2 separate regions of the Mus musculus genome follow, and region 1 is linked to region 2. The links are chromatin loops, found by intact Hi-C in ENCODE. Cell type or tissue: heart. All regions are shown on one strand. Each heading gives the region's core, and the rest is flanking DNA. Links, peaks and the distances in the headings are about the cores only. Region 1 has its middle 13 kb from the start of Hint1. Region 2 has its middle 8.2 kb from the start of Anxa6.

What was found. Hi-C counts contacts between places; a loop is a spot of excess contacts. Peaks named below come from ENCODE experiments on the same cell type or tissue, not always from the same donor. Only the 100,000 strongest peaks of a DNase experiment are listed, where the experiment ranks them.
Region 1: it touches region 2 in a loop (4-fold over the local background); 8 of 42 quality-filtered maps call a loop at or near these places.

Annotation. Positions count from the first base shown.
Region 1 is chr11:54,871,957-54,887,721 of GRCm38, forward strand. No RefSeq gene overlaps it. Among named protein-coding and RNA genes, the nearest start is that of Hint1, 13 kb to the left of the region's middle. RefSeq lists an enhancer at 7,230-12,201. In heart, for the core only: CTCF peaks have their summits at 7,613 (motif pointing right), 9,660 (motif pointing left) and 10,876; DNase peaks (open chromatin) are centred at 7,665, 8,125, 9,315 and 10,955; H3K27ac peaks cover 4,731 bases.
Region 2 is chr11:55,033,759-55,049,523 of GRCm38, forward strand. No RefSeq gene overlaps it. Among named protein-coding and RNA genes, the nearest start is that of Anxa6, 8.2 kb to the left of the region's middle. In heart, for the core only: CTCF peaks have their summits at 6,071 (motif pointing left) and 7,768 (motif pointing right); a DNase peak (open chromatin) is centred at 6,083.

The sequences.
Region 1 (15,765 bases), core at 4,552-12,551, 160 kb before region 2:
GGGCTGGAGTTACAAGTGGTTTTGAGCTGCCACGTGGGTGCTGGGAACCCAACTCTTGTCCTCTGTGAGAGTAGCAAGTGCTCTTTCTCACTGAGCCAACTTCCGTCCTTGGCAGGGTGTTTTATTGCAGTTTAGAAAAGAGACTTGTTTTGGTGCAAAAACAAACTTGTACTTTAGTATTACATCATGAGGCATCTGCCTAGAGCAGCATAAATGTACGGGACACTTGCAGTTTCTGAACCCCCTCCTATTTGAGAGAGTCCTTGCCCCTAAAAGAAGCTGCTGAGGAGACCAGTAAGAAGTTGCTGCTCCGCCCAGCTGGGATGCAAGCCCTTGACTTAGGCTCTGCCAATCAGATGCACTTATCTGGGATTTTGAATCTGAAACTAATGACACAGGAACAAGGACAGTGGACACTTCATCCTGGTGTCCGTGGCAGCAGCTTCCAGTTGGCAGGCACAATGATGTCTGTGTTGTGAACCCTCAGATCCAGTGCTGAATGCCAGGGAAGACAACAGTGCAGGCTGGGTCCTTTGTCCGGTAATAGCGGAGTGTACTGCTCATTGGCTCTCTGGCAGTTTTTCTCCATAACTTGTTTTTATTTCTGCTTATTCCCTGAATTAACCTGTGAGCTATTCATTAAGCTTTGTTTCACAAAGGTAACTGACAAGTTAGTGGAATCCTAGAAAGTGAGATGGCCTGGTAAAGAATGGAGACTGCCTGATTGTACTGGTTTGGGATTAAGGCAAGGAGAATCGAGTGAACATCAAGGGTAGTGGAGTTTCAGAGTCAGAGCCTGTGAAAAACAGCAAAGGAGAGGAGTAACTCATTTGTGCCAATTAAGGGCATGGCATTGAGCTTCCAAATGCAGTCACCACAGTATTCTATAAAGGTTATGCCAAGAGAGACAGGGTTTCTAATATAGTCCTGGCTATCTTGGAACTCACAGACTCACCTGCCTCTGCCATCCAAGTACAGTGAGATAAAGACGACAAAGTGTATAGGCATTCACCACCATACCCAACTTTTATTATTATTCCTAATATTGCTGAAATTGTGTTTTGTGACAGGGTCTTATGTAGCTCAGGATGACCAAAACTTGCTGTGTAGCAAGGATGACATGGCTTTCTGATCCTTCTGAACTTCCTAAGTTCAGGGGTTAGCTGTATGAACCACATACCTAGCTTTCTTTGTTTTTTTGAGACAAGAACTCATATGGGGTTGGCCTTCATCTTAATACATAGTTGAGGATGGATGACCTTAAACCTCTGGTCTTCCTGCCTTTATATAAGTGCTGGGATTATAGGTGTGTGCCACCAAATCAATTTCGTATTGCTGAAATCTTCACAGTAACAATATCAATTCTAAATAGTAATTAGCTCACTTGTCAATTTAAAACCCAGGGACTTTCTGTGACTCTGCTGTATAACTTTGTAATAATGTTTTGTTTTGTTTTGTTTTGTTTTATTTTGAGACAGGATCTCTCTGTGTAGCCTAGGCTGTCCTGGAACTCACTCTGTAGACTAAGCTGGTCTCCAACTCACCGAGATCCACCTGCTTCTGCCAAGGCAGTCTGCTAGGATTGAAAGCATGCCTTTGTAAGAAATTTTGCAAAACACACCCCAGCAATGGAAGATCTGAAAAAGTGGCAAGTCCAACACAGTTGTGGGTTCTCAGTGCTGCCAAGTGCTGTTTGCTTAATCAACACATGTATAGAGTCTGCTAGAAAGCTAAAGCATTGATCAGGAAAGGGTGGCAGCTAAATATTTGGGATGAATTGTGCTAGAGAATTTGGCTGACAGACCGCCTTTGTGGGGAGAGAGGGAGGAAGGGAGCTAGGGGGAGAGAGACCAGAGGCCTCATGACTTTCTGCAATAGGTAGCATGTGTGTGCATGCATGTGGAGGCCCAAGGCTGGTGTCAGGAATTTTCTTGGTGGGAGTTGTTGCTTCATCCAACCCCTGAGATTACGTGAGTGTCTGATAAACTAACTGGTAAACCTTTAGCTATCAGGAGACTGTAACTAGCCACTGTGTCCCATGCCTGCACATCTATCAGGGGACCCTAACTAGCTACTGTGTCCCGTGCCTGCACATCTCTACTTTCAGCACTTTGAAGACTGAGGCAGGAGGATTGAGAATTCAAGGCCAGCTTGGACTACATATGGAGATGCTGTCTCAGAGAAGAGGGGAAGGGATGAAAAGAATAAAAAGAACAACACAGCGTTTGGAGAGGTGGCTCAGCAGTTAAGAGCACTGCTTGCTCTTGCAGAAGACTTGGGTTCAGGTCCTAGCACCCACATGACAGCTCACAGCTGTCAATAACTCCAGTTGTATAGGATGGTGCCCCCTTCTGGTCTCCATGGTACCAGGCATTCACACAGGTGCATATGCAGGTAAAACATGCATATACATAAAATTTTTAAGAAAATCTAAAAAATGTTTTAAAAGCCAGGCAGTGGTGGCACACACCTTTAGTCTCAGCACTTAGGAGGCAGGGGCAGGAGGATCTCTGAGTTCCAGGCCAGACTGGTCTACACAGGAGCTCCAGGACAGCCAAGGCTATTAAACAGAGAAACCTTGTCTTGAAAAAACAACACATGGAGGGACCCATGGCTCCAGCCGCATATGTAGCAGAGGATGACCTTGTAAGGCAACAATGGGAGAAGAGGTCCTTGGTCCTGTGAAGGCTCGATGCCCCAGTGTAGGGGAATGGTGAGGTTGAGGAGGCGGGAGTGGGTGGGTGGGGAAAGGAGGGGGGTTAGGAGGTTTCTGGCAGGGGGGTGGGGAGGGGAGAAACCAGGGAAGGGGATAACATTTGAAATATAAATAAAGTATTTAATAAAAAAGAAAACAATAAGCCGGGCATGGTGGCGCACGCCTTTAGTCCCAGCACTCGGGAGGCAGAGGCAGGCGGATTTCTGAGTTCAAGGCCAGCCTGGTCTACAAAGTGAGTTCGAGGACAGCCAGGGCTATACAGAGAAACCCTGTCTCAAAAAAACAACAACAAAAAAACAACAATGTTTTTTTAAAACAAAAAACAACCACAAATTTAAAAATGGGCAAATGGCCAAAGTGTTTTAGGGCATTGAAAATACTGTGAAAATATCAGGGTGGGTTGATTTAAGTACACATACATCACCACCCATGGAATGTACATGGCCCTGACTCACACAACAAACACCAACAATAAGAGTAAGCATACAGTAACCATATTGCCAACTGACTAAACACATATAAGCACATCCATTTGTAAGCATAAAGTTAAGAGAAATGAAAATAGGAGTGAACCCAGACTCTGAACTTTGTGGGACTGTGATATGTCAAAGCAGATTCATTAATGTAATGAGGGTACCATTGTGGGGTCACCAATAATGGGGGAATTCTACATGCATGGGACAAGGGACAGATTTTACCTTCAATTTTTCTGTGAACCTAAAACTATTTTAAAAATCGTTTTTAAGTCAGGCAGTGGTGGCGCACACCTTTAACCCTAGCACTTGGGAGGCAGAGACGGGGATTTCTGAGTTCAAGGCCAGCCTGGTCTACAAAGTGAATTCCAGGACAGCCAGGGCTATACAGAGAAACCCTGTCTCGAAAAGCCGAAAAAAAAATGTCTTTGAAAAAAAAATAAGGAAGGAGGCAAACATTTGAATGAGACACTTGGGCGAAGGAGATACACAGTGCGCAAGCTTGTGGAAGGATTCTCAGCATCATTAGCCATCGTAGGACTGTCAACCACAATGAGGTACCATTTCACACCATATGGGATGATTATAGTCAAAAAGACAAGCAGAGGAATTGGAGCCCTTGTAACCGTTGATGGAATTGAAAATGGTTCAGCTGCTTTGTAAAACAGATTAGCAGCTCTTAAAACACAAGGTAGTTATGGTGATTTTAAGTAATCCCAGCAGTTGGAAGCAGAGGCAAGGATCTCTGAATATTCAAGGATGCGCAGCCTGCACAAGATATGAGGGGTGACAGTGGTGTCAGGCCAGCTAGGGTTACACAGCAAGACCTCATCTCAAAACACAAAACCCCAGAAAGGTTAAACAACACTCACACAGCTGATTACCCATAGAACAGGTCTACCCTGAACTATATACTTAATCGAAGTGAGGAAATGATAGTTTGAATGTGAAAGGCCCCTCAGGCACTCATGAACCTGGGGGCTTGGCTGTGGGCTGATGAGCTTTTGGGGAGCAACTGGATGCCAATGGCTCTGACCCAGTAGATGGACTCGGGATGGCACCGTTGGGAAGTGTTGAAAAGCAGAAGGCCTAGGTAGAGGGAGCATGAATGGGGCTCCTTTCCTTGGTCTCCACTTCCTGGCTGCCATTAGATGCCCTCTGCCACACTCTGCCGATGCCCTGATTCTCTGCCTCACCTTAAGCCCAAAGTAGTAGTGCACCAGAGCTCTGAAAGGCGAGCAAAACCAGCCTTTCTTCCTTGAACTTGATTTTGTCAAGAATTTGTCATGTGACAAAAATCTAACTAGCACACACATGTTCCATAAAAACCTGTCCTGGAATGTCCAGAGCAACATCACCTAGAATGACCAAGTGCACAAACAAATCATGAATGCATTTAAACACTTTAAAGATGTGTGTGGGCTGGTGATATGGCTCAGTGGTTAAGAGTGCCGACTGCTCTTCCAAAGGTTCCGAGTTCAAATCCCAGCAACCACATGGTGGCTCACAACCATCCGTAATGAAATCTGATGCCCTCTTCTGGAGTGTGTGAGGACAGCTACAGTGTACTTACATATAATAAATTAAAAAAAAAAAAAAGGTGTGTGTGTTTGTGTGTGTGTGTGCGCCCGTCTGCCTGTCTGTCTGTCTACCTGTCTCTCTGTCTAGGTATACTCACATGTATATGAGAGTCTGCAGAGGCCAGAATAAGACATTGAATGTCCTGGTTCTGGAGTTACAAATGTGAGCTGCCAGACATGGGTAATAGGAATTGAACATCTGGAAGAGCAGCAAGTGCTCTTAACCACTGAGCCATCTCTCTGTCCCTTCACAATGTCACAAGTGCATCTAATTGATCAATAATAAAAAATAGTGTACCCCAATAATGGAATTTTATTAGCCATAAAAAGAACAAAATTGCTGAGATTTGGATGCTAAATGGAGGAAGTCAGTCGTAAGAAGTACCATGCTCTGTCATGTTATTAAATGTAAACATGCATTTACTAAACCAACTGTCCAGAATATAAAGATATCCATTAAGACAGAAAATAGATTTGTGGTTTCTGAGGGTTGAGTTTGGAGCATCGGGGAATGACACTACTGCTTACTGTCCCCTTACCCTAAATACTTTAGCATGAGCCCCAAGACAAGGACATTTCTCAGTAAACCTACAACTGTTTTCTCTTTTTAAAAGTGATCTTTAGCCAGGCAGTGGTGGTGCACGCCTTTAATCCCAGCACTTGGGAGGCAGAGGCAGGTGGATTTCTGAGTTCGAGGCTAGCCTGGTCTACAGAGTGAGTTCCAGGACAGCCAGGGCTACACAGAAACCCTGTCTCAAAAAAACCAAAACCAAACAAAAAACAAAACAAAACAACAAAACAAACCTTTAAAAGATCTTTAAACTTATTTAGTTCATGTGTATAGGCGTTTTCCTATGTGCATGTAAATGCACCATGTGTATGCCTGGTGCCCACAGAGGCCAGAAGAGCCATTTAGATCTCCAGGAGAGTTGCAGATGTTTGTGAGCTGCTCTGTGAATACTGAAAATTAAACCTGGGTCCTCTGCCTTGGCAAATGTCCTTTAGAACTGAGCTGTCTCTCCAGGCCCTACTTTTTTTGTTTGGTGGTTTGGTTGTTTGTTTGTTTGTTTGTTTGGTTTTTTGTTTGTTTTTTGAGACAGGGTTTCTCTGTGCAGCCCTGGCTGTCCTGGAACTCACTCTGTGGAACAGGTTAGCCTCAAAGTTACAGAGATCCACCTGACTGAAGGTGTATGTCACCACCACTTGGCTTAAAAGATACTTTATTACATTTTATTTGTATGTGTGCATGCACATACATGCTGTATCATGCATTCCACATGGGGTCAGTTCCCTCCTATCATGTGGGTCCTGAGAACTGAACTCAGGTCATTAGGCTTAGTGGCCCGTGGCTTTCCCCAGTAAGCCATCTTGATGTCCCCACAGCAGTTTTCTATTTAGGCAAATTAACAGTTCAATGATATCACGTGATATACAGTTTACATTCAGAGTCACTACTGTTCATGGTGGCTATTCACCTTGACTGCATCTGGAGTAAAACCCAAGCATTTGGGCACACCTGTGTGGGATTTCTTATTAACTAAATCATTAAAAGTGGGAAAACCCACTTTTTGGTTTTTCGAGACAGGGTTTCTCAGTATAGCCCTGACTGTCCTGGAACTCACTCTGTAGACCAGGCTAGCCTCGAACTCAGAAATCCGCCTGCCTCTGCCTCCCAAGTACTGGGATTAAAAGCATGAGCCAGGGCTGGCAAGATGGCTCAGTGGTTAAAAGCACTGACTGCTCTTCTGAAGGTCATGAGTTCAAATCCCAGCAACCACATGGTGGCTCCCAACCACCTATAATGAGATCTGATTCCCTTTCAGGTGTGTCTGAAGTCAGCTAACAGTATACTTATGTATAATAATAAATAAATCTTTAAAAACAAAAAAAAAGCATGTGCCACCAGTGCCGGACTTAACCCAGATCTTTTGAGGTGGGAAAATCTGGGCCACACCCTTTGCTGGCAGTCTATATAAAGAACATGGAAGAAGGAAGCTGTTCTCTTTTGCTTGCTTGCTGTCAATGGCAAGTCCTTTCTTTTACTGGCATTAGATGCTCCTTCTTCAGGAGTCTGGCATGTACTGAAGACCAGCCGAGACATCCAGTCTCATGGACCAAACAACTACTGAATTCTTGGACCTTTGATTGGTAGACAGCCATTGTTAGACTAGCTGTTCCACAGCTGGTAAGCCATTCTTATAAGTCACACCCATGCATGCCCACACGAGTGAGTTCTGTTCCTCTAGAGAATCAAGACAAATAGGTATAAAAAGGAAGTTGAGGCAGAAATGCTGCAAGCTTAAGACTAGCCTGGGCTACATAGCAAGTTTAAGGTCAGCCACGGTGAGACCCTTTCTCAAAAACGAAACACCAGTAAGAAATCAGAAAGAAAATGAAAGTGAAATGAACTGATTTTCATCATCCAACACCAACATTTGGCCTGTCGACCTTTCATTTTTATAAATGTGTTGTCGGGCTGGTGAGATGGCTCAGCGGTTAAGAGCACTGACTGTTCTTCCAGAGGTCCTGAGTTCAAATCCCAGCAACCACATGGTGGCTCATAACCACCTGTAATGAGACCTGACACCTTCTTCTGGTGTGTCTGAAGACAGCTAGAGTGTACTTATGTATAATAATAAATAAATTCTTAAAAAAAATAAATGTGTTGTCATTTATAAGGAGATCTCTTCTTGGTATTATGCTATAGACATCTATTTCACTGTAGTCAGACGATCTGTTTGGCCCAGGTTCTCATTTGAGGCTTGGTTTGTTTTCAGTGCTGAGTTATGTGTCTGCTAGATCATCACAGGAATATTTCATGATGATTTGAACTTTCTCCACAAGGAGGCAGCAAGCAACCATGCTAAGATTTCTTAAACTTTAAGGAAGCCCATGCGCGTACACAGCTTACCCTGACCCTGTGGGCAGGCATTAATAGTAACATCCTCACTGGGAGTGTTGGCTTCAGGCTTTTAATCCCAGCATTAAGGAGGCAGAAGAGGGCAGATCTCTGTGTGTTTGAGGCCAGCCTGGTCTGCACAGTGAGTTCCTGGCCCCTGGAACCCCACAGTCGAATGATGTCTCATTTTTAAAACATTAATATTATCTCCTTTATATGGATAAGAAAACTGGAGATGGCAGAGTAAGTGTAGGGTATGGACTCCAGGATGCAATGTTGCCTTCTATCTGCATTTAATTCACTCCTAGGCACAGTACCGGGGACACTTTGGAGCATACAGGAATAAATAAGAAGATTCCCGTCCCTCGGCAGTCCTTATCAGGTGTGAGGACGAATTCATCCACAAATAGACCAGTGGTCACACAGCAGAATAAACAAGGGCCCAAGAAGGCAGGAAACTCACTCTGCCTTCAAGCTGCTGGTGATGCTGTGCACGGCGTTATCAAAGAGGGAAGATAAGAGCTAAGGGGTGCGTGACCGGTGACAGACACTGCTGAGACATAGAAGTGTCACGCTCTGTTTTACAGGGAAGAAAGCTGCTAGTCAGTATGGTTAAGAAATTGTACCAAAGCTAGCAAGTGGTTGAAATGCTTGCTGCTCTTCTAGAGGTCCTCAGTTCAGTTCTCAGCATCCGTGTCCAATGGCTCACAGCCTCCTATCACCCCAGCTCCAAGGGATTCAATACCCTCTTAGGCAGGCACCCAAAGGCATCATAAAAGACAGACAGACAGACACACAGACAGACACACACACACACACACACACAAGAATAAAAATTAAAACCTTAAAAGAGAGAAACTTGTATTGGCAGGCTTAAAGCCCCAGCTACCAAGAAGGCTGGGGCAGGAGCACAAGTTCAAAGCCCGCTTGGGCAAAAATGATGAAGATATCGTTGAGTGATAGAGGGATTGTCTAGCATGTATGAGGCTTGGAGGAACAAACGATGATAGGGAGGAAGGGAGTGAGGGAAGGAAGGAAGGAAAAAAGGAGACAAAAAGGGAGGGGTGATGACTAGGTTGTTGTGGCAAAATATTAGAATCTTTTTTTTTTCTTGAGATAGGATCTCATGTAGCCAAGGCTGGTTTGAACTTATTATATAGATGACCTGTGACTTCTACTCCTCCTGCCTCCACTTTCCAAGTACTAGAACTGCAGGTGTTGTGGTACCTCACTTGGCTCATGTCTTGTTGGGCAAGGCATGACAACTTTGGCAAACATGGACAAAGACAACTTTAAACACTCTGAGCAAGCATGGAGCTGACTGAGCGATATACCATTCAGAACTCACATCTTAATATGGATTTCCCAGGCCCACAAAAGATTGTGGCTGTGGACACAGAGCAAGGACAGACTTCGGGGGTCAGTGTGCCTAGGCAGGGGAGGAGTCTGAGGAAACAGTACTCCCAGGTCTGGTGGCACAGGCTGAGCACAGCAGGAAAACCAGGCAAACAAGAGCATTCCTCTGTATTTTGTTTGCAACTGAAGTAAATGACATCATGGGTGCTGTAAAAGATTAATCTGGTGCACTGTGTCATGGAACAGAGGCACCAGTTAGGGGGTTGTTAAAATAATCCTAGCCAAAGATAACTACAAAAGCAACGGAAGCCAAAGGGCATTGCTAGGACAAGCTTCCCCAGGGTCCCGAATCTCATTAGCTGTCAGGGAAGACAGAAGAGATGCCTGTGACTAAGGTCTCCCTGATAGGCAGCCAAGAGGATGTGAGTTAGACTCACTCACAGTGGCAGGACAGACACAGGCAGCTGGTAGTTTAGGCATGGTACCTGAACCACAAGATAAATGACCCAGGGAACTAGCCAGGTAAAACTTTTACTGAAGACTCATCAGGGGGGCTGAAGAAATGGCTCCCTGGTTAAGAGCACTGAGTGCTCGAGTTTCAAAGATCCTGAGTTCAAATCCCAGCAACCACATGGTGGCTCACAACCATCTGTAATGAGATCTGACGCCCTCTTCTGGTGTGTTGAAGAGAGCTACAGTGTAGTAATAAATAAATCTCTTTTTTTTCCATTTTTTATTAGGTATTTAGCTCATTTACATTCCCAATGCTATACCAAAAGTCCCCCATACCCACCCACCCCCAGTAATAAATAAATCTTAAAAAAAAAAAAAAACCTCATCAGGAAGCTGGGCGTGGTGGTACAGGCCTTTGATTTCTGAGTTCTAGGACAGCTTGGTTTAACAGAGCAAGCTCTAGAACAGCCAGGCTACACAGAGAAACCCTGTCTCAAAAAAAAAAAAAAAAAAAAAAAAAATCAGATTCAGCCAGGAGAGCCAGGCATATATCTGCTCTACCAGCTCCTGAGACACAGAGGCAGGACGTTAAAGAATTAAAGATCATCCTTAGCAGCACTATGAGTTCAAGGCTAGCCTGGGCTATAAGAGATGCTATTCCATATTGGTGGTGCACACCTTTAATCCCAGCACTCAGGAGGTAGAAGCAGGTAGACTTCTATGCGTTCAGCTTGGTCTACTGAGTTCCACGTTAGCCAGGGCTATAATGGTGAGACCCTGCCTCAAAAGAAAACCATAACCAGACAGGTTCAGCAAGGGGAACCAGGCATGGTGGTACAAGCTTGTAACCTCAGCGCTTGGAAGGCAGAGGCAGGAGGATGACAGGCCCACAGCCACCCCGTGCTTTAGCATTCTCCTTTCAAAACGGAACAAACAAAAACAAATGAAACCAAAACAACACAAATAAAGAAAAGATAAATAAGGTTATGTGCAGGCCTCTGTGAACTGCTATCCTGCCACTGGGTTTCTATCTTCAAGATACAAAATCAGTGGGCAGGGAAGATGGGTCAGGCCAAGCCTGAGGACCTGAGTTTAGTATGTGGCACCCTTGGTGGAAGGAAGAACTGAGTTTCACAAGTGGTCCTCAGATCTCAGATGTGGCAAATGTACACGTATACACACACACACACACACACACACACACACACACACACACACACACAGAGATAGGTTTTTTTTTGTTGTTGTTTTTTTTTTAAAGATGAGGTTTGATAGAATGTAGAAAGAATGGAAAAGACAGAGGCCTATTCCAAGTGTAAATGCATCGAGAAGTCTCTGGAATGTGGGGGGTGGGGTGGGGGAACCACAACACTCCTGCAGAGACACTGGCCAGCCAGCAGGATGAGTGCTTCGAAAGGCTGGCTTTCAGCACCTTTCAATTATGGCGCAATGCCTGTGTCCTTGGGAGGTCATGTCTCACCACGGAATTAGAGACGCTGTTTGTGCTGTTCTTTTCCCAAGTGGTAAATATCCTGATTTTCCGTCTAATTCTCGGGTTTAGACATGCCCTCCCTTTCCCAGAAATTCACTCCCCAGAGTTTTCCCCTGTGGTTTCCCACGTCCTCCCATTTCACCCTTCCAGTTCCAGCAATCTGCCATCCCTGTTCAAAACAATTCTTAGCCCAGCTCCCCTCTTTTTCTTCTTACTATGCAGCCCAGGCTGTGCTTGAATTTACTATTACAATGCCTCTGCCTCCTGAGCCTCAGGTTACAGGCCTGAGCCACCAAGTCTGCCTTCCAATCACTGTTTAAAAACCAATAAATCATTTTTGTCGTTATTGTTTGGTTTTGTGTTTGATTTTTCGAGACAGGGTTTCTCTGTGTAGCCCTGGCTGTCCTGGAACTGGATATTTAGAACCAGGCTGGCCTTGAACTCAGAGATCCTCCTGCCTCTGTCTCCCTAGAGCAGGTGAGTACCACTATCCATTTTTATCAGGTTCTGAGGATCAAACCCAGGGTCTTATGCATGCACTGTACCAACCGAGTCACATCCCCAGTGGCAATCCCAGTACAAACACAGACAGCTATCCTGGAGTCTCTGGTCTTTGATATTAAAGACCATGTGTCAGGTGAAACTTTGATCAAACAAATCCACTTCATGCTTTTTTGGTTTTGTTTTGTCAGCCTGCCTTTCTCTATAGCAGTGTCAACCATGTGCCTTTAAAGTTGGTAGGTTCCTTGGGAGCACTTTTACGCGGTTTCTCAAAGGATATCCAGCATGGATCTGCCAAATCTCAACTGTTCAGCAGAGGTACCGGGTTTCATGTCAATCCCGGCATCTCAGGGAATCCTCCAGGCACAGGAGCACAAGCGTGTAACGGAGAAGCTTGGTGTGGTGGCCTTGAGGTCACACAAAGCCATAAGGTAAGGACAAAAAGGACACACTACGTGGCAACGCACTCATCTCCTAAGTGATTCTGTCCTGAGTGATTGGCTATGGGGAGAAGTAAGTGATCGGCTGAACCAGACAGGACTCAGGTCCTGTGCTCTGTGTGTGTGTGTGTGTGTGTGTGGTGTTATACATTTGCGCCGAGCTGTGTGAAAGTCAGAAGACAACCTCAAGTGCTACTTTCCAAGTGTAGTTCACCTTCTTTTTCTTTTAAACAATTTTATATATATGTATTTTTTTTTTTTGGAGGGGAGTGCCCTGATCCATGTACACGAGACCATAATGCAGGTCAGAAGACTATGTCCACAAGTCAGTTCTCTCCTTTCGACATACAGGTTGGGAATCAAGCTCTCCTCAGATCTGTGGCAACGAGTGCCTTTACCCACTGAGCTGTCTTGCCAGCCCTCCCTTGTTTTGAAGCAAGGCCTAGATGAACTCTTCAAGATGGCTGGGCTGATGGTCAGTGAGCCCCAGGGATCTGCCTGTCTCTGCCTCTTCAGTGTTGGGACTGCAGATGTGGGCCACACACCCGTCTTTTTTTTTTTTTTTTTTTTTCATTTTGTGTGCATGCAAGTGCCTGGTGCCTACCAAACACAGAAGAGGGCATTGAGGATCCCCTGGAGCTGGAGTTAGAGACAGTTTGAGTTGCCCTGTGTGTACTGGGAACTGAACCTAGATTCTCTGCAAAAACAGGAACAGGAAGTGTTCTTAACTGCTGAGACATCTCTACAACCCCCACCCCCAGCTTTTAGAGAGAGAGAGAGAGTGAGAGAGAGAGAACGAGAGCACTCTAGGGATTGAACTCTGGTCTTCAAGCTTGCAAGACAAGCACTTTTCAGGCGCTAGCTCTTCCTGCCTCCCTCCAAGTGCTTTTGAAATCTCTCTTCTCATTTGATGTCACTATAGTGCTCTAATCATGGGGCTATTTGACCAAATAAAGAGGTAAGTCAACGTAATAGCCTTCAAGGGGCCACCTCTGACTCTTGAGGGCCTCCAGGGTTTGGGAAGCCCTAAGCAAGGCTGCAAGAGGAGCGGACGGAGGGCACTCTCCCCAAAGCCCTTTCAAGCCAGGTCTTTGAGCACCATAGGCTCCCAGCAGCCAGCCCTCCCAGTTTGTAAATTCTTGACCAGGAACCTCCTGTTCTCTCAAATTGCTCAAGTGGTGGAGGGGCCAATTTCCTGCGGTTTAATAAACAGGCTGTTTATAGCCAGGAGCAGTCACGGGGCAGCAACCAGCAGGGACAGGCCAGGAGGTCATGCTGCTCCTGGAGTCAGGCTCTTCATAAACACCCGCCCCTTCTCCAGTGAGCCTCCTGGGAGGGGACAGCTCTGAACACACGGCCCTTGCTGGGCAGAGCACCAAGAACCACACGTTTTCCTTCTTTTTACAATGTCTGCCTCTCTCCCTCTCCACTCTCCTGCCCATCCCCCTCCCTGCACCCCCTATCTTCTCTAGTGGACAAGGATGCCTTTCCAGAGGACCTGCACCTGGTACCTCTGAGTGGGCAATTGATCTTTCTGAGCTTCAGTTTTCTTGGTTCTCCTATTATCCTTCACCCTAACCTTCCCTCTAAGGAGAAATCCTTTCCCTTCCCTGCCTGTCTTCTCCAAACTTGTCCCCATTGCCACTGCTGGCCATGTTAAGCTGATTGCCCTTTTACTGCCTTGGGGGATGGACCAAAAAGCCAGGCTTCAAGCTCAAGACAACTGATTCTGATGGGGTCAGGCTGGCCTTGGCACGTTCCCACAAGGCCATGCCCTAGGGCTCTCTGCTTTTTAATAAACTGATCCTATCATCTGGAGGGTAGGTTGGGGTGGAGGAACAGTGTAGAACAGGAGGGCATAGATACTTTGCTTGTTGGCTTCTTCTGGACTTCTGTCTGGCTCTTCCATTGCCTTAACGGTAAGAAACTACCATGTGAATGGCAGGCAAGTCCCCTCCGTTGTCTGGACTACAAATGCAGGGCACAAAGTGAGCTCTCCAAGATGGAAGCCTGTTCTTCTTCTGTTATGATATAGTAGCTGAGGACTCCATCTTAGAGGGCTGAGGCCAGCCCTGTGAGCAACCTGAGGCTGATAAGACAATACAAAACACCGGCCTAGGATGTTGTCCCATGCCAGCAGAACTGAAGGTCCCCAGGAGCAGATGTAGCCTTTAAAAAGTTGCAGTCTTAAATCCATCCAAGGAGATTGTGGTTAGTTGCAGCTTTAATAAAATTTGGCTAATTAAAACTTGATAAGAGTTCAGGTGGTCTCTCCCGGTGGTCTCAAAGTCTGCAACAATGAAGAAGCACTCTAACCAAAAGCAAATTAAAGAAAGAAATGGTTTGTTTGTCTGATACTTCAGTTGATGATCCAACAATGAGTGATGTCAGGGTAAGAACTCAAGCAGGAACTTGAAGCAGAAATCAAGGAGGAAGGCTGCTTGATGCTTCACCCTGAGGGTCTAACTAACTTTCTTATACAACCCAGGCCCTCCTGCCTAAGGGTGGTGCTGCCCACAGTGAGCTGGGCTCTCCTGCATCAAAGATTAAGACAATCCTCCACAGGTATGGCCACAGGCCAATTTGATCTAGAAAATTCTTCAACTGAGGCTCCTTCTCAGATCAGTTATCTCAGTCTGTGTCAACTTGATGGACAGTTAAAGCTAACTAGGACAGATCCCATCTCCATTACCGAGAAGCCAGGTTTACTGAACCTCTCTATGCCTGCTTCCTTCATTGTAAATCAGCACCCAGCACTTAGGAGGTACAGTCAGGCAGAGTTTTGTGAGTTCAAGACTAGCACGGGTTATATAATAAGCACCAGGCTAGGCAGGGCTACATTAGGGACACTGTCACAAACAAATAAATATCCCCAAATTCTCCCCTTCCCCCAAAAAATGAGGACTGGAGAGATGGCTTAGTAGTTAAGAGCACTGGCTACCTTTTTCAAAAGGCTTGGAACCTCTCTAGAATGTTTGGTAAAGCCTTGACTTATGACTTTCTTTGGTCTATAACTAATGAACTCTCATGAAACTACTACTAAGGAGGGACATGTTACTTAGGGCAACTTGAATCTTAGCCAGAGCCATTCATATTGGCATAAGAATAAATTCTATCTTATTCTTGTTGAGCTGATAATTGTTTTGTGTCCACATAAAAACCATCATGGGCACTTATTTAGAGGCAGGGTCTTAGGTAGCTTAGGATAATACCTCCAATTTGAAGTGTAGCTGAGTGTGACCTTGAACTGCTGATCCACCTGTTTCTGCTAGAATAACAGGCAATGTGCCACCGTACTTGGTTTATATCATGCTTGGGATCAAACACAGGCTTTGTGCATGTCAGGCAAGCATCCTACCAACTGAACTACATCCTCAGCCCCGTCACCGTCATCTTGACCAGTCATAACCATGTAAATTGGAGGGACTGTATCCCACGTCCAGAGCCAAATCCTTCCTTGTGTTAGTTCTCGCTCAACACTGTGACAAAATACCTGGGAAACAGCTGTCTTAGTCACTGTTCCACTGCTGTGAAGAGACACCACGACCAAGGCAACTCTTAGGAAAGGAAGCATTTCATGGAGGCTTGCTTACAGTTTTGGAGACTGATCCCTTATCATTATGGCTGGAAGCAAGGTGGAAGGCCTGCAGGCATGGTGCTGAAGTAACTAAGAGTTACACCCTGATTGCAGGCAGAGAGAGAGAGAGAGAGAGAGAGAGAGAGAGAGAGAGAGAGAGAGAGAGAGACTAGGCTTGTCATCATGTTTTATTTTTTTAAAGATTTACGTATTTTATGTATATGAGTACACTGTAGCTGTCTTCAGACACACCAGAAGTGGGTATCGGCTCCCATTAC
Region 2 (15,765 bases), core at 2,860-10,859:
CTTTGTTGAGAAATTTGAAGCTTGCCAAAATTGAAGTTGAGACCTTACCTGACTGATCAGATTTCACGCCTTCCTGCCCTATCGGGTCACAGGCGTAGTCACCTACTTTGCAAGGAAGGAAAGACCAGAGAAGACCGCGCCTCGCCCAGGGTCACTCAGCTTGCAGATTGTGGGGTTGGAAATCTAATTTAGATTTGGCCTTGGGGAGTGGGTTCTGGTTGAAGAGGGAGTGATAGGAGGACCAGAAGTTGTCATCCAGGTCTGTGTGGAAAAGCGGTACAACCTCTGGAAAACAGATAGCCCAGCTTTGATAGAGAAATCTCCCTCAACCCCCAACCCCCGCCCCCACCCCGCCCCCACTGCCTGGTGGCCACAGCGGACAGCAGACTTCTGTTTGTTAATAAGTTCCTTGAGTTTCTTTAAAGGGTCATCCTCAGGAGCCAACTAGCTGCCTCAGAAGGCCAAGGTGCTTGCTGCCCTACAGGGGGCTCGCACATATTTTTTGCACTTCAATAAAGAAAATGTAATTTTTAAAAGTTAAAAGTTTAAAAAATATTATCTCCAGAATCTGTCACTCGTTCAGAGAGTAGTAAGCATCTTCCAAGATCTAGTTGGAAAATTGTCCTCCGTTTGTTTGTTGCTTGTTTGTTTTTCATTTCACCCAAAGAACACTTACTGAACCTCTGGTGCAAGCTAGAGCAAACTGAACAGGTGAGCTCTGCTGCCCAGCCCCACCCTTGGGACCTGCCAATAGACAGAGGTTTAGATTTCTCTATGGGAAGCCTGGGGCTAAGGTGGAGGAAGCACTTGGGGCAAAGCAAGTGGGGCAGTGTCACCTTCAGAACGAGAATGATGCCATTACAACTTTTGAGAGGAGCAGATTATCAGCAGAGCCTGCATCCCAGCACTGAGAGGCTGGAGCAGGAGGATCCGGAATTCAAGGTCATCACTGGCATCAAGGCCAGCCTGGGCTACACGAGACTGTCTCAGAAAACATGCAATAATAATGGTCTGGGGGTTGTGGCTCAGTTTGTAGAGTGTTTGGCATGCACGAAGCCCTGGGTTGGATAGCCAGTACCACATGAAATCAGAATTACGGGTTCATACCTGTAATCCCAGCACTCAGAAGCATCAGAAGTTCAAGGCCATCTTCAACCACATAGCAAGTTCAAGGACAGCCTGGGCGACTCTCTCAGAAAAAAATCAAATAAATAAATAGGTTGGGGAAGAAAACAGAAGAGGGCTGGCCCTGCCTGACAAGATGGGGTCCGTGGTCTCCCTGCACACAGTTGTAACTGCTGTCATTCACTGGGCATTTTCCATCAGTCATAAGGTTCAATATTCCACCCTTGTTTTAAATTAACATACTTGTGTGCACATGTGTGGGTGCACGTGTGTGGGTACAAGTGTGCACATGCACATATACTCACTTTTGTGCACAAGTGCTATCATCGCATCCATACAGAGGTCAGACGATAACTTGCAGGACTTGGCCCTCTCCTTCCCCCATGTAGGTTCTGGTAATAGAACGCAGGTTGTCAGGTTTGGGGGCAAACTTCCTTACCTGCGGAGCCATCCTGTCATCCCTGTATATCCTTTAACTATGTTGTCATATCTAATCCCAGGGTTTCGTCAATTAGATGGTTATAATTATTTATTCAGCACCTGCTATGTGCTGGGCCCTATTTCAGAAGGTTTATCAACAAACTAATATCTCAGTTGTCATAGAACCTGCATCCCAGCCCAGAGGGGATAGATAACAAAGCCATGGCAAACGTGACAACATGTGAACAGGGCCAAAAACTGTGGACAAGAAAAGGGACAGTTGCTGGTGGATAGATGTAGTACTTAGTAGGGTGCTTAGCAAAGGCTAAATCAGAGAGGTTAGAGAACGACGCAGAGGAGAGCAAGTCAGCAGAACTGAGCAGACATGTGTTGGAAGTGTCCAAGCCAAGGAAACAGTGGTGGGAACAAAGATAGTGTTTGGAGACCAGAGGGGTTCAGGGTGTTGAGCCAGCAAGAGGCAGAGATGGAGGAGGGATCACCTGGTGCAGGGCTGGAGTCCTTGGGGAACTGCTGCGGGGTGTTGAGTAACGGAGGGATGAGGGTTTAGAGCATCCACAGCTATGTGAATGCTGTGTCTAACTCTGTGCCATTTCTTGACTGCAGAATGCCAGTATCTTTTCAGCAGTTACCTTCCTCCCCTTCTTCCCCTCCCCTCAAAATCCCGGCAACCACCAGTGTGCTTTCACCTCCTTTCCCTCCACTTCCTCCTACCCTATTTCTGGTCTTTTGAGACAAGGTCTCATGTGTTTGAGGCTGGCCATGAACTCCATCTGTAGCTGATAATGACCTTGAACTCCTTATTTTCCTTCTTCTCCCTCACAAGTGCTATGATTACAGCTGTGAGCCACCACACCTCCCCATCCCACACGCACAGATTTGATTTTTGTCTCTGTGGATTTTCTTTTGCCACTTCATGTAAATGGAATGATATGTGTGTAGTCTCTGGGGTCTGGCCTCATTGGGCATGCTTTAGTGTAATGGAGCCAGTGATGTGTTTATAAAAAGAAAAATAGATGGGGATATGTACTATGGAGGTGTAGTCAGGTGTGGGGGAAGGGGGTGCCTCAGTGGGCCCATGCTGAGGCACCCCTTCCCTCTGAGGGACCAGATACACGATGGTATAGTATAGAATAGAGTTTATTCAGGGCATGAGGAGGGAAGATAAGAGGGTAGTAGAGGCAGAGAAAGGTAAAGGGGGAGGAGAGGAGAGGAGAGGGGAGGGGAGGGGAGGGGAGGGGACGGGGGAGAGGGGAGAGGGGGGAGGGGAGAGAGGGGAGAGAGGGGAGAGAGGAGAGGAGAGAAGAGGAGAGGAGAGAAGAGAAGAGAAGTAGAGGAGTAGAGGCTGGCCATGAGCACGTGGGGGCGGGGAGGGAATAGGGGAGGGCAGGAGCAGGGAGGGAAGAGCAAGAGAGGAGCAAGAGAGGGAGTAGAGGGTAAGCAGCCCCTTTTATAGTGAGTCAGGCATACCTGGCTGTTGCTAGGTAACTGTGGGGCGGAGCTTAGATAGAATGCTAACACCCAGACCTTTAGGCTCCAAGACCTTAGCACCACTGACTCCTTGATGGAAGTGCCATTCAGGCTGTAAAACTCAGCACATAGACAGTATCACCTACCAGAACAAAAAGAAAAATTAATCCATCAAAGTCCATACATTTCTGGAAAGCCTCTAAATGTACTAACCTGGCTTTATGGCCTCCGTAGTTCCACTTAGGCTAACTGTTCTTGTTAACTGAAGTATGTCAACACAGAAGGTTTTTGTGATTAAAAGCTCATCCTGAGGAAGGCTCACCCAGTGTGGTCACCAGCCCGCTAGGATTTCCTGTTGGCTTAAACCCACACCTGAACAGTCTTCTCCAGTGGATTCCCCACACCTACATTGTATCACGTGCCAATCCTTCCTTTTTATGGCTGAATAGTATTCTGTTGCAGGAGTCTGCTGAATTTTGCTTTTGGGATCATCTGCTGGTGGGGTTTAACCCTCTTAATCTCTGGCTATTGTGATTGAGCCATGATCAACAGCTGGGGACACTTACGTGGATGCCAGTGTGTGGACTCCCGGGCTCCCGGGCTCCCTCGTAGCTTACTTCGTTTTGTAGAAATGAAACTGACATGGTTAGATGATAATTGCCCTCTCTCCCTCCCTCTCCCTCTTTCTCTTTCCCCCTCCCCCTCCTTCTGTCTTTCTCTCCCTCCTTCTTCTACCCCTCTCTCTCTTCCTCCCTTTCCCTCCCCCCTCCCCCAATCTCCTCACAGCACTGGGCAATGAAGGCAGGCCCTTATGTGTGGTAGGTAATACTTTCCCTTTGAACAACATCCCTCCATGTTTAGCTTGCTGAGAAACCACAGGACTGATTTCCACAGTGGCTGCACCATCTGATATTCCCACAGCAATACACAATGTTCAGACTTCAGATCTCTCCACATCCTTGCCAACGTGTGTGTGTGTGTTTCTGGGGATAGAACCGTGGGTCTGGGGTGTGTTAGTCAGCTAGTTATAACTCCTGCCCAACACCTGATTTATTTAGGTGCTATATTTTGTTGTTTGACAGGGTCTCATGTAGCCCAGGCTGGCCTTCAGTTTGCAATGTAGCTGAGGAAGACCTTGAACTCCAGACCTGCCTCCATCTCCTGACTCCTGGGATTACAGGAGTAACCCAGTCTGAATCTTCATCACCATGCTTAGTTTATGTGGGGCTGGGGATGTCACCTAGGTCTTTGTGCATACTAGGCAAGCATTCTACCAACTGAAGAGACTGTCCAGATTTCCCACTGTCTCTATGATCGTTCTCGTCAGCATACAAATAGGCTCTTCTGTGTTGAATCTTTAAAAACCAAAACATCAAGGTTGGGCATGATGGTATACACCTACACCTGTAATTCCAGCATTCAGGAAGTACAAGCGGGAGGACCAGGGGCTCAGTGCCATCCTGGTTCAAAGTCAGCCAGGGATACAGAATTTAGAGAGGGGTAGACAATTGATGGAGAAGAGAGGCTGGGAGGGGTAACGACTGGAGTGATGTTGTAGGAACTGAGTGGAGTGTACAAGCCTTGCAAGGTCTTCCTGTTCAGCCTGGGCTGTCACTGAACTATGACCTTCTTGTATCGACCTCTCAAACACTGGGTTATAGGTATACACCACCACACTTTGGCAGCATTGATTGTATTTTATTATAATTGACAAATTTTATTTGATTTTTTTTACTAGGTATTTTCCTCGTTTACATTTTCAATGCTATCCCAAAGGTCCCCCATACCCACCCCCCTTATTTGATTTTTTAAAAGGCATTTTAAAAAAAGATTTATTTATGTATCTGAGTACACTGTATCTGTTTTCAGACACACCAGATCGGGCATCAGATCCCATTACAGATGGTTGTGGGTCACCATGTGGTTGCTAGGATTTAAACTCAGGTCCTCTGGAAGAGGCTTCAAACTCTATGTAGCTGGCAATAACCTTGGATGCCTGATCCTCCTGCCTCCATCTCCCCAGTGTTGGATTATAGGCACTTTTGCCAAAAGTCAGTTGAAGAGGCTGGGGCAGAATTAAAAATTCCTTAACCAGATGGTAGTGAGACACCCTCTTAATCCCAGCACATGGGAGGCAGAGGCAGAGGCAGAGGCAGAGGCAGAGGCAGAGGCAGAGGCAGAGGCAGAGGCAGAGGCAGAGGCAGAGGCAGAGGCAGAGGCAGAGGCAGAGGCAGAGGCAGAGGCAGAGGCAGAGGCAGAGGCAGAGGCAGAGGCAGAGGCAGAGAGGCAGAGAGGCAGAGAGGCAGAGAGGCAGAGGCAGAGGCAGAGGCAGAGGCAGAGGCAGAGGCAGAGGCAGAGGCAGAGAGGCAGAGGCAGAGGCAGAGGCAGAGGCAGAGGCAGAGGCAGAGGCAGAGGCAGAGGCAGAGGCAGAGGCAGAGGAGGCAGGTGGATTTCTGAGTTTGAGGCCAGCCTGGCATACAGAGTGAGTTCTAGAACAGCCAGGGCTACACAGAGAAACCCTGTCTCGAAAAACAAAACAAAAAACTGGTTTCTTTGGCTGCAAAGCTGAGGCCTTAATTCAGGAGTGGAGGCACTGAGCAAGAATGGAGGCTAATTACTTTACTGTTCCTTGGCTGAGTTCATTGTCTTTGCTTCTCAGCCTCAGTCCTGAGAAAACAATTTGCTATTGGGGGGGGGAGCTTTGAGGGAGATAATGTGTATATATATATATATATTTAAGTACAAAGAGGAAGCCCCCTCAGCTGTGGAACTTTTTAAAGCAAGCAGGTGTTGCAGCCTCTCAGGCTGATGGAAACAAACCCTGGAAGGAAGCAAGCAGCCAGACAGAACCGTGTTTGCTGCGTTCTCCCTTCCTCTGGACTGGCACGTCCAGCGGGGTCTGTATGGGTGAGGGTAAGATGCATGACTCAGACCCGAACAATGCATCAGGATTGGGGATTTTCTCAACTCTCTTCAAATTGGTCATAGGAAGAAAATCTTTGGGCACTACCTGGGGAAGTGGACGGTTACTGCCACCTGCTGGCTAGTTGCTGGATGGCGGCCAGGCAATGCGGTGCCTTCCTGCAGGCTCCCCACCTCCAGGTGGCCCTAGGAATCCTGTAAGATGATGACTGGGAACGCCCTCAAGGCCCCTCTCAGGGCCTGAATAAAAGTTAAGAATCTTTAAAAGAAGGAGGAGGAAGGGGGGAGTGGGAGGGGGGCGAGAAGAAGATTGTAAATCCAGTGAAGGTGACAATGAAGATTATAACAGTATGATGAAAATATGGTAATTGGGGCTGGAGAGATGGCTCAGTGGTTAAGAGCTCTGGCTGCTCTTCCAGAGGTCCCGGGTTCAATTTCCAGCTTCCATATAGCGGCTCACAGTGTCTGTAACTCCAGTCTCAAGGGTTATGATTCCTCCTTCTGGCCACTTCCAACAACACGTGATCATGAAACAGATATGCACAGATGCAGGGAAAACACTCATACATATAAAACTAACTAAATACTTAAAAAGTGCTATAAAAATAAAAACTGGGCCGGGTATGATAGTGCGTACTTTTAATCTGGAGCCAGAGAAGGGCAGATCTCCATGAGTTTCAGGTCAACCATGACTACACACTGAGAGCCTGTTTTTTGTTGTTTTGTTTTGTTTTTTAATGTTTTTTTTTTTTCAAGACAGGGTTTCTCTGTATAGCCCTGGCTATCCCGGAACTCACTCTGTAGACCAGGCTGGCCTTGAACTCAGAAATCCACCTGCCTCTGCCTCCCAAGTGTTGGGATTAAAGGCATGTGCCACCACTGCCTGGCTGAGAGCCTGTCTTAAAACGAAAAAGCATCCTTCGAAACTCCCCAACAACCCAAATGGTACATTGGAGCTGGGCATGCTGGCACATGCTTTTAATCTCAGCAGTTGGAGGCAGAACCAGTCTGATCTCTGTGTGTTCAAGGCTAGCTTGGTCTACATTGTGAGTTCCAGGTCAGTCAGGGCTACATTGAGAGATCCTATCTCAGAATAATGATGGTGATGATGATGATGATGGTGGTGGTGGTGATGGTGACGATGATGTCATCTAATCAGGGCACACTCTATAAAGGGGCCTGCATTAGTGAGTGTATGGGCCCAGAGTATTACAGTGCACTACTGTGGACTTTATGAACATTCTTGGGCTATGCTGCTTATAAAATACATATTGCCAGGTATGATAGCTTACACTGTAATACTAGCACCCAGGGAATGGAGGCAGAAGGGTCAGAAGTTCAAGGTCAGCTAAGGAAACTACCATCTCCCCTAGAAGTTCTTCAGGACAGTGGGGAACTGTCACCCGCTATGACATGCCTTCTGGCATATTCCTGAGGAACTTGAGGGAAGAGCCATCACTGACATTTGATCTTGGTGGGCTTTGGAGGCAACTCACTGAGTAAAATCTCTGCTTGCACAAGCTTCAGGGTCTAGGTCACCATACTTTTCCCACTTCATTCATTCATTCATTCATTCATTCATTCATGTGAGACAGTGTTCCTCCATGTAACAGACATGGTTGTCCTGGAGCTTGCTTTGTATACCAGAGTGGTCTGGAACACACAGAGATCCTCCTGCCTCTGCCTCCTGAGTGCTGGAGTTAAAGGCATGCGCCACCACCCCCAACCTCCAGATTTATTTTTATTTTACTTACATGCGTGTTTTGCATGAATATCTGTGCACTACGTGCATGCAGTACCCATGGAGGCCAGAAGAGGGCATTGGATTCCCTGGAACTGGAGTTTAGAGAGGGTTGTGGGCCCTGGGAATATGGAACCTGGGTCCTCTGGAAGATCAGCCAATGCCCTTACCTGCTTAGCCATTTCTCCGGCCCTGTAGCTTTTGTTTGCTTGTTTGGATTGTTTGTTTGTTTTCAGGCAGGGCATCAACAATGTAGCTCAGGCCAACCTTAACTTCCTATCCTCCTTCCACTGACCCACATGCTGAGATGACTGTACCACCATGCCTTCTGAGTACCATCAGGTTCCCACGCTTTTGGAGTCTGGTTGGGATCTGCAGATCTGCTGCACCCTTCTTTGTGAATTTCCTTCCTCTGTTATTTCTCTTGAGACAGAATTGTGTTATTGCTGTATAGCTCAGGTTGGCTTGGTACTCACAATGATTCTCTTGCTTCAGCCTCCCAGAGTAGTAAGGCACAGGCCACCCCACCCAGATAGGGATTTTCTTTCTGGTTCTTCCTTTTGCTGCTTCTTCAGTTATCTGCTCCTCTTCTGGAATCATCAAGTTCTTATGTGTTAGTTCCTCAGGAGCCATGTTAAGGGGCTTGGCAGTGCCAGCCTCAGTCCTACTCAGGGTGAAGTCACTTGATCACTTTGGCAAACCTTCTGAAGACACCCTTGGGTCTCTTCTCCCAGATATCATCCATGCCCTGCTTAGTGACATCACTGGCGCTATAGCAAGGCTCTGGATGCATTCCTGGTATTGCAATCCTTCCAGAGATGCACCGGGACTCCTGCTCCTTAACTGTATGTAGCGACAGCCTGGCGAAGGTCCTCCAAAAGGAGTGCCCTTCAGAGCTGCAGTGCATGCCTGATCCATGGGTGGGATCAAAGTTGTGACAGTGGAGAGAAATGCCAAGATCACCAGGGTTGGGGATACGGTTCAGTCTGCAGAGTGCTAGCTTGCTGAAGCTCTGGGCTCAGTCCCCAGCACTGACATGAACAGACAGGGTATGGTGGCATCTACCTGTAATCCTAGCACTTGGGAGGTGGAGGCAGAAAGAGCAAGAGTTCAAGGCTACCTCCAGCAAAGAAAGTTTAAGGCTAGCCTGGGCTATAGGAGATCCTGAGTCAAAATATAAAACAGAAGATCACCCATAACAGGAGGATGTGTGGGAGAGTTGACAACAGTGAGGACATCTGGAAACATCTGCACGCTGTTCAGTCCTATAAAAATTCAGGAGAGTGTCTTGGCAGAGGAGCTGGGTGAAGTCAGGGTCCTTATCACCCCCGTAGGAGGCTGGCAATGAATGTTGATTGACAGCCTTGAAAGCTCTGGCTTTTCCCTGTGTCAGAACACAAAAAGCTTGGACCTGAAGTTTACAACACTGTTCCCAAGACTTCTGTTGAGGGCCAAATGTAGCTCAGTTGGTATTGTAAGTCAGTTGGTATTCTTGGCTAACATGTGGGAGGCCCTTGGATTTGATCCCCAGCACAAATCAGACATGGTGGCTTGGGCTCTTGTTGCTACCACTGGAAAGGTGGAGGCAGAGAATCAAGAGTTCAAGGTCATCCTTACCTCAGTGAGTTTGAGCTTATGGTGTACGTGTGAGACCCTGTCTCAAAAACAAGGGGGTGGGGGTGTCGAGGGGTAGTAATCTTTGAAGTAAAAAAAGAACAGAAAAACTCTGGGTTTCTGGTTCCACCACAGTCTAGCAAAGTGTGTTAGTGTGAATGAGAATGCCACCACATAGGCTCAATATGTTTGAATGCTTGGTCCCTAGTTAGTGGAATTGTTTGGGAAGGATTAGGGGGCATGGCCTTGTTAGAGAAGGTGTATCTCTGGGGGTAGTTTCAAAAGCCCATGCCAGGTCCAGTCCCTCCCCTCCCCCTCTGCCTGCTGCCTGTGAATCAGAATGTAGAGCTCTCAGCTACTACCCACTATGCTGGTCATGGACTAACCCCCTAAAACTCTAAAACCCTCTAAAACTGTAAGCAAGCTCCAAATTATATATAAATAAAAGAGTTGCCTCTGGCCTGGCAGTGGAGGTTCATGCCTTTAATCTCAGCAATCAGGAGACAAAGGCAGGTGGATCTTTGTGTTGGAGGTCCAAGGCTATACAGAGAAACCCTGTCTTGGGGGAAAAATTGCTGTCTTGGGTACTGTGTCTCTTCACAGCAACAGAACAGTTACTAAGACACTGAGTGACCCTAGAGCATTTGTTAACTGACTTTTTTTTTCTGAGAACACAGTGGCACCAGCCACCCAGCACTAAGTAGCTCTCGGTAATGAGGAGACTGAATATAAGCAATGAATCCTGACGTTCCTACTCCTGCCTCCCAAGTGCAGGTGGGCCCCACCATGCCTCGATGGATTGCCCTTTGTGTTTACTGAGTAGAGGTCTGGTCTCTTTCTGGGAGGTGAGAATTCCACTGGGTTTTGTGACTTATCTACTTGTCAGAGAACTGGATGGGTTCGATCTTACGGTCCATCTTGTTTTCCTAAGATAAGGCTGGAATTTTGAACATTCTAAGGTCTCACTTACTCCTTGGAGAACCTATGATTCTCAGATCCCTTCTCTGAGATCCCAAGATACTACAGTGTGGGGAGGAGGAACCATGCAACTGCGGGAGCAAGTCTGGAGCAAGAGTGAGATGGAGGCATGTCCAAACCCTGCAAATCTTGTCCCAGGAAGGGCAGGACAAATCTTGTCCTGCCTCCCTGTTCTGGGCCTGCATGTCCTGGAGCACATAGCCTTACAACCCCCAACCTTTGCCACCCTTGAGGCAGTCACATAGGCTGGTGGCCAGGTCACAGGTTAAACTTCCCTTCTCCTTATAAGGTCATGTCCAGCAGTACCTGGAATTCCTCCTTATGCAAATGAGGCATTCCCAGCACCTTGGATCTGGCCAATGATGTATACTCTACCCAATTAAATGTTTCCCCCACCCAGGCAGTGGTGGTGCATGTTTTTAATCCCAGAATTTGGGAGGCAGAGGCAGACAGATTTCTGAGTTCGAGGCCAACCTGGCCTATAGAGTGAGTTCCAGGACAGCCAGAGCTACACAGAGAAACCCTGTCTCGAAAAACAAAACAAAACAAAAAAATTCCCCCCAACTAAATGAGCTGTTCAATGAAGTCTGCCTCCTGAGAAGTCTGTTTCTTGACACACCCACAGCAGCCTAGAGTCTCCATCATCCCCAGTAGTTCCTGCCTCCATTTCCCTCTTGGGTCACTGGTCTGATCTCAGGCGATCATGCCAATAAAGGAGGAGGAGCAGAGTGGGATGAATGACATCATAACATACTCTTCCTAAATCATCCTGTGTGGGGGTGGAAGTTCTTCTATGGTGGGAGGCAGCTTGGTGGCTAAAGTGCCTGCTTTATAAGCATGGGACCTCACCTTGATCCTCAGAACCCACATAAAATCCAGATGTGGTGGCCTGTGCCTATAATCCCAGTGCAGGGGAGGCGGGGATGAGGGATCCCTATGGCTATATGGCCAGCCAGCCTAGCCTAACTCTGAGCTTCAGGCTAACCAGAGACCTCGTCTCAGTGGAGATAGATGGAGTCCCTGAGGATGACACTCAAAAGTTGTTCTTGGACAGACAGACACACACACACACACACACAGACACACACACAGACACACACAGACACACAGACACAGACACAGACACAGACACACACACACACACACACACACACACACACACACACACACACACACACAGAGTTTTTCTAAGCTTGGATGCAGTTTGCCTGACTAGCTTTTATTATCAATGATTGCTTTCTTCATGACCCATTGTTTCTTCTTTGTTGTTACTTTTGTCTCTTTTTGATACAAGGTAGCCCTTGCTCACCTAGGAATTGCTACATAGACCAGGTTAGCCTCCAACTCATGGAAATCTATCTGTCTTTGCTTCCTGGATGCTGGGGTTAAAGGTGTGTGCCACCACGCCCACAGTGATTTCATCTCTGATGTCATTCAGGGTACACTCAACAAATACATGACCAATGAAAACTAAGTGATGTATGACTTCCAGAACTTGGACATTCCAAGATAGATTATTTCCAAGGCTGTCTATTCCAGACACATGTTCCCTGCCCCTTGAATCACCCTAGACTAGACACCAGGAAGGGAGTGACGTTTTCAGTTTTATAATGTAGTCTGGACCACTTGTGCCATGTTCTTTTGTCCTCATCTATTCTCTGTCCCTTTGAGAACCCTTGGACTAGAAAAGAAAGTGACACTATATCCTTGCTGTTGAAACCAGTCTTAGGTGTTCATCTACCTACCCATCTACTTATCTACACATCCATGCATCTACCCACCCACCCATCCGTCCACCCACCCACCCATCTGCCCGTCCATCTGTCCATCTATCCATGCCCACAAACATCCATAAATATACTCAACCATACATCTTTATATCTATTCACCAATTCCATCCATCCAACTACATACAATCCATTAAACCATTGTTCTATCCATCCACCTATCTACCTATCTATCCATTGATCCATCATTTTATCTACTTATCCACCTATCCACTCACCCATCTATCCCCCAATCCAGGTATTCAGGATTCATCTATCTCTCCATTTATCCATTCACTCATTATCTATCCATTCATCCATCCATCCATCCATCCATCCATCCATCCATCCATCCATCTGTCCATCTATACAGCCATCTGTCCATCTATACAGCCATCTGTCCATCCATCCATCCATCCATCCATCTACCAATATGAACTAAGGCCAGAAAGTGTGAGATACCTTGCTAAGTAAGGCTCAGGGAATCAAGTATGAGTATTCTAGACCTGGTCTAGCTTTGAGGGACAGATGATCTCCCCAGAAGGAATAGAGGCAAATGGTCCTGGAGTAATCACACAAGTTCTTGAGCACTGTGAAAAGTATAGTGGGATGGAGAGGAGCAGGTGTTCTGAGAGCCTTCACCAGTTCACAGGCTAGATCTAGGACCTCTGATACACTCAGGGGCATCAGAGGTTACTCCCTAAGGCCTTGGGCAGATCCTGCATGCTGGGTATCTGGGAGACATGGGCACTATCCACATGAAGTTTATCTCCTGGAAACTATCAGCTAGACTTTGTGGTCTGGAAAAATCTTAGTACCCCTTTGAGACTGTTGAGTCGGAGACAAGAAACTAAACCACAGCTTTCCAACGCTTCTTTCAACCTGTGTGGTCAGCTACAGAAGAACCAGAGAGCCTGGGAGGCCAAGATCTTCCTTAGATGTGTAGGGAACCTAGGCTTCAGTCAGGCATGGTCAACCAGCAGGTGGCAGAGCAAGCGGTGGGGGCCAAGCTCAGCTGACTGAGGCTCCTCTCCAGGCTGATCGCCACCCTCTGCAGAGCCCTGGAGGGATTCTCCAGGGACAAACCCTCCTTAGGTGCAGAGAAACAAAAATCCAAGTCTAAAAACAAAAAGCCGAACCCCAAAGCATTAAAATATGCAAAGTGTAAAGCTGTAAGAAGAAAAATGAACTATGTTATAGCCTCCCCCCATTTATTTGTTTGAGATGAAGTTTCATGTAGCCCAGGCTGGCCTCACACTCATTATATAATCAGTGATAACTTTGAACTTCTGATCCTCCTGCCTCTACCTCGGTGGCGCTTGAGATTACAGTTTTGTTTCTCTCACTGGGCTTATGTGGTGGTGCTGGGGACTGAACCCAGGGCTTTTTGTATGCAAGGCAAGCACTACAACTCTTAGGTATTTAAGCTTTCCCTGTAATTGTTTTTTTCACACCCCTCGGGGTTTGCTCTTTGAGAAGGTTCTATGTCATTTAAGTGAAAATACTTCAAAGGACTTGAACTTGGAAGTCAAAGGTCAAGTGTCAGCTATCTTTTTCTGAATGAAGTTAGATTGGTTGTTCTCTTAGGCTGAGTCTCTTGCTGCTGCAGTGCAAACACAGCCACGGATAGTACTTGTGGCTGTTATCCAAGATGTCATTTATGGACACTGAAACGCAGATTTCAGATCACTTGCTACCAAATACTGTTTTTCCTTCATTTAAAAATATTCGTTAGGGATGGTTGTGCCTTTAATTCCCAGTGCTCAGGAGGCAGGGAAGCAGGCAGATTTCTATGAGTTTGAAGTCAGCCTGGCCTATGGAGTAAGTCTTAGGCCAGCCAAGGCTACATAGTGAGACTCTGTCACAAAAAATAAAAATTAAAATAAAATAAAAATAATAATAAATTCAGGTGGATTGGAGAAATTGTTCAGTGGCTAAGAGTGTTTCCAGCTCTATCACAAGGGTTCTATTCCCAGGACCCATGTTGGGAAGTTTACAACCACCTATAGCTCCAGCTCCAGGAAATCTAATGCCTTCTTCTGGACTCTATGGGTACCTGAAAGGAGACCAAGGCCGGAGGATCAGAAGTTGAAGACAAGTCTGAGCTACATAATGAGTTTGAGGCCAGCTAGAAGTAAATGGGGTCTTGTCTCAACAAAACAACAAATTTAAATGCTTTCTCCCCCCCCCCCCCCAAATCCTGCAGAGGAGCTGGTAAGATGATTTTGCAGTTAAGTGCACTAGCTGCTCTTCCAGGGGACCCAAGTTCGATTCCAGCACTCACACTTTATTGGCTCACAACCATCAAGAACGCCCAGCAGGCAAAAAACCCCATACACCTAAAATAAACTTGAAAAATTCTGCAGAGGAATTGTGACAGCCGCACAAATCTCACCTCCCACAGCTTCACTCACTTATTTTCGTCTTAGCCCTTCCCTGTGACCCTTCTGTGACCTCAGTGCTCTGTCCCAGTGTCTCCTTTCTGGGTTATATCCCTGTTTCTTTTCTGGGCAGGACTCTGAAAGGCTCTACTCGGGATGGCAGGAGGACCCAGAAAGGGACTTTCCTTGTTGTCCTGGAGAAGTCAGGACTAGGGACTTTGGTTGGCCTTTCCCACAAAGCCACTTCCTTTCCATGGCAGGCTATTTCTCTGCTCATATCCTACTGCCTCCAGGGGTAGCCTCCACGTGCATGGCATACATCTACCCAGCATGCACGCACATACACACACACACACAACACACACACACACACACACACACAGAGTACCCGCTGATCTTCCAAAGGACCTGAGTTCAGTTCCCATCACCCATATCAGGTGACTCACCATTCTTGACTGCACAGTTCCAGGGGATCTGACACCCAGTTCTGGCTTCTGTAGGCACCTGCACGTGCGTGGCACACCCTCACAGTGAGGCGCACACACATGCACATAAATAAAAACCAATCTTTTTTAAGTGTGTAAGACCCCTTCTGCAGCCCATCAGAGGTGACTCTTCTAACAAATTCAGTATATATATAAAAAAAAAATGATCTGGGCTGGTGAGATGGCTCAGTGGGTAAGAGCACCCGACTGCTCTTCCAAAGGTCCGGAGTTCAAATCCCAGCAACCACATGGTGGCTCACAACCATCTGTAAAGAGATCTGACGCCCTGTTCTGGTGTGTCTGAAGACAGCTACAGTGTACTTACATATAATAAATAAATAAATCTTTAAAAAAAAATGATCTGTTCAAAGATGGCTACACAGGGTATTTCAATTAGAATTCTTTTAGGGGATGCTCAGAATGTGTAAAACTTCCTAAATACCTTATACCAGTGGTTCCGACCTTCCTAATGCTGTGACCCTTTAATACAGTTCCTCATGTGGTCGTGACCTCCAACCATAAAATCATTTTGTTGCTACTTTATAACTGTAATTTTGCTAGTGTTATGAATCATAAATATCTGATATGCAGGATAACCGATATGTGACTCTCTCCTCCCCCAAGGGGTCTCAACCCACATGTTGAGAACTACTGCCCTACTCTGAGGAGACTGTAAGACATACCTTCTAGGAACTTACTGCAGAAGAGGATTAGCGTGTCCTGACAAATGTACTTTGAATAGGACATGTTCCCCACAGATTCACATGTGTTAAATGTATGATACCCAAATGTTGGCACTGTTTGAGAAAGTTTTGGCACCTCTAGGCCGCTTCGGTGGCTGGAGG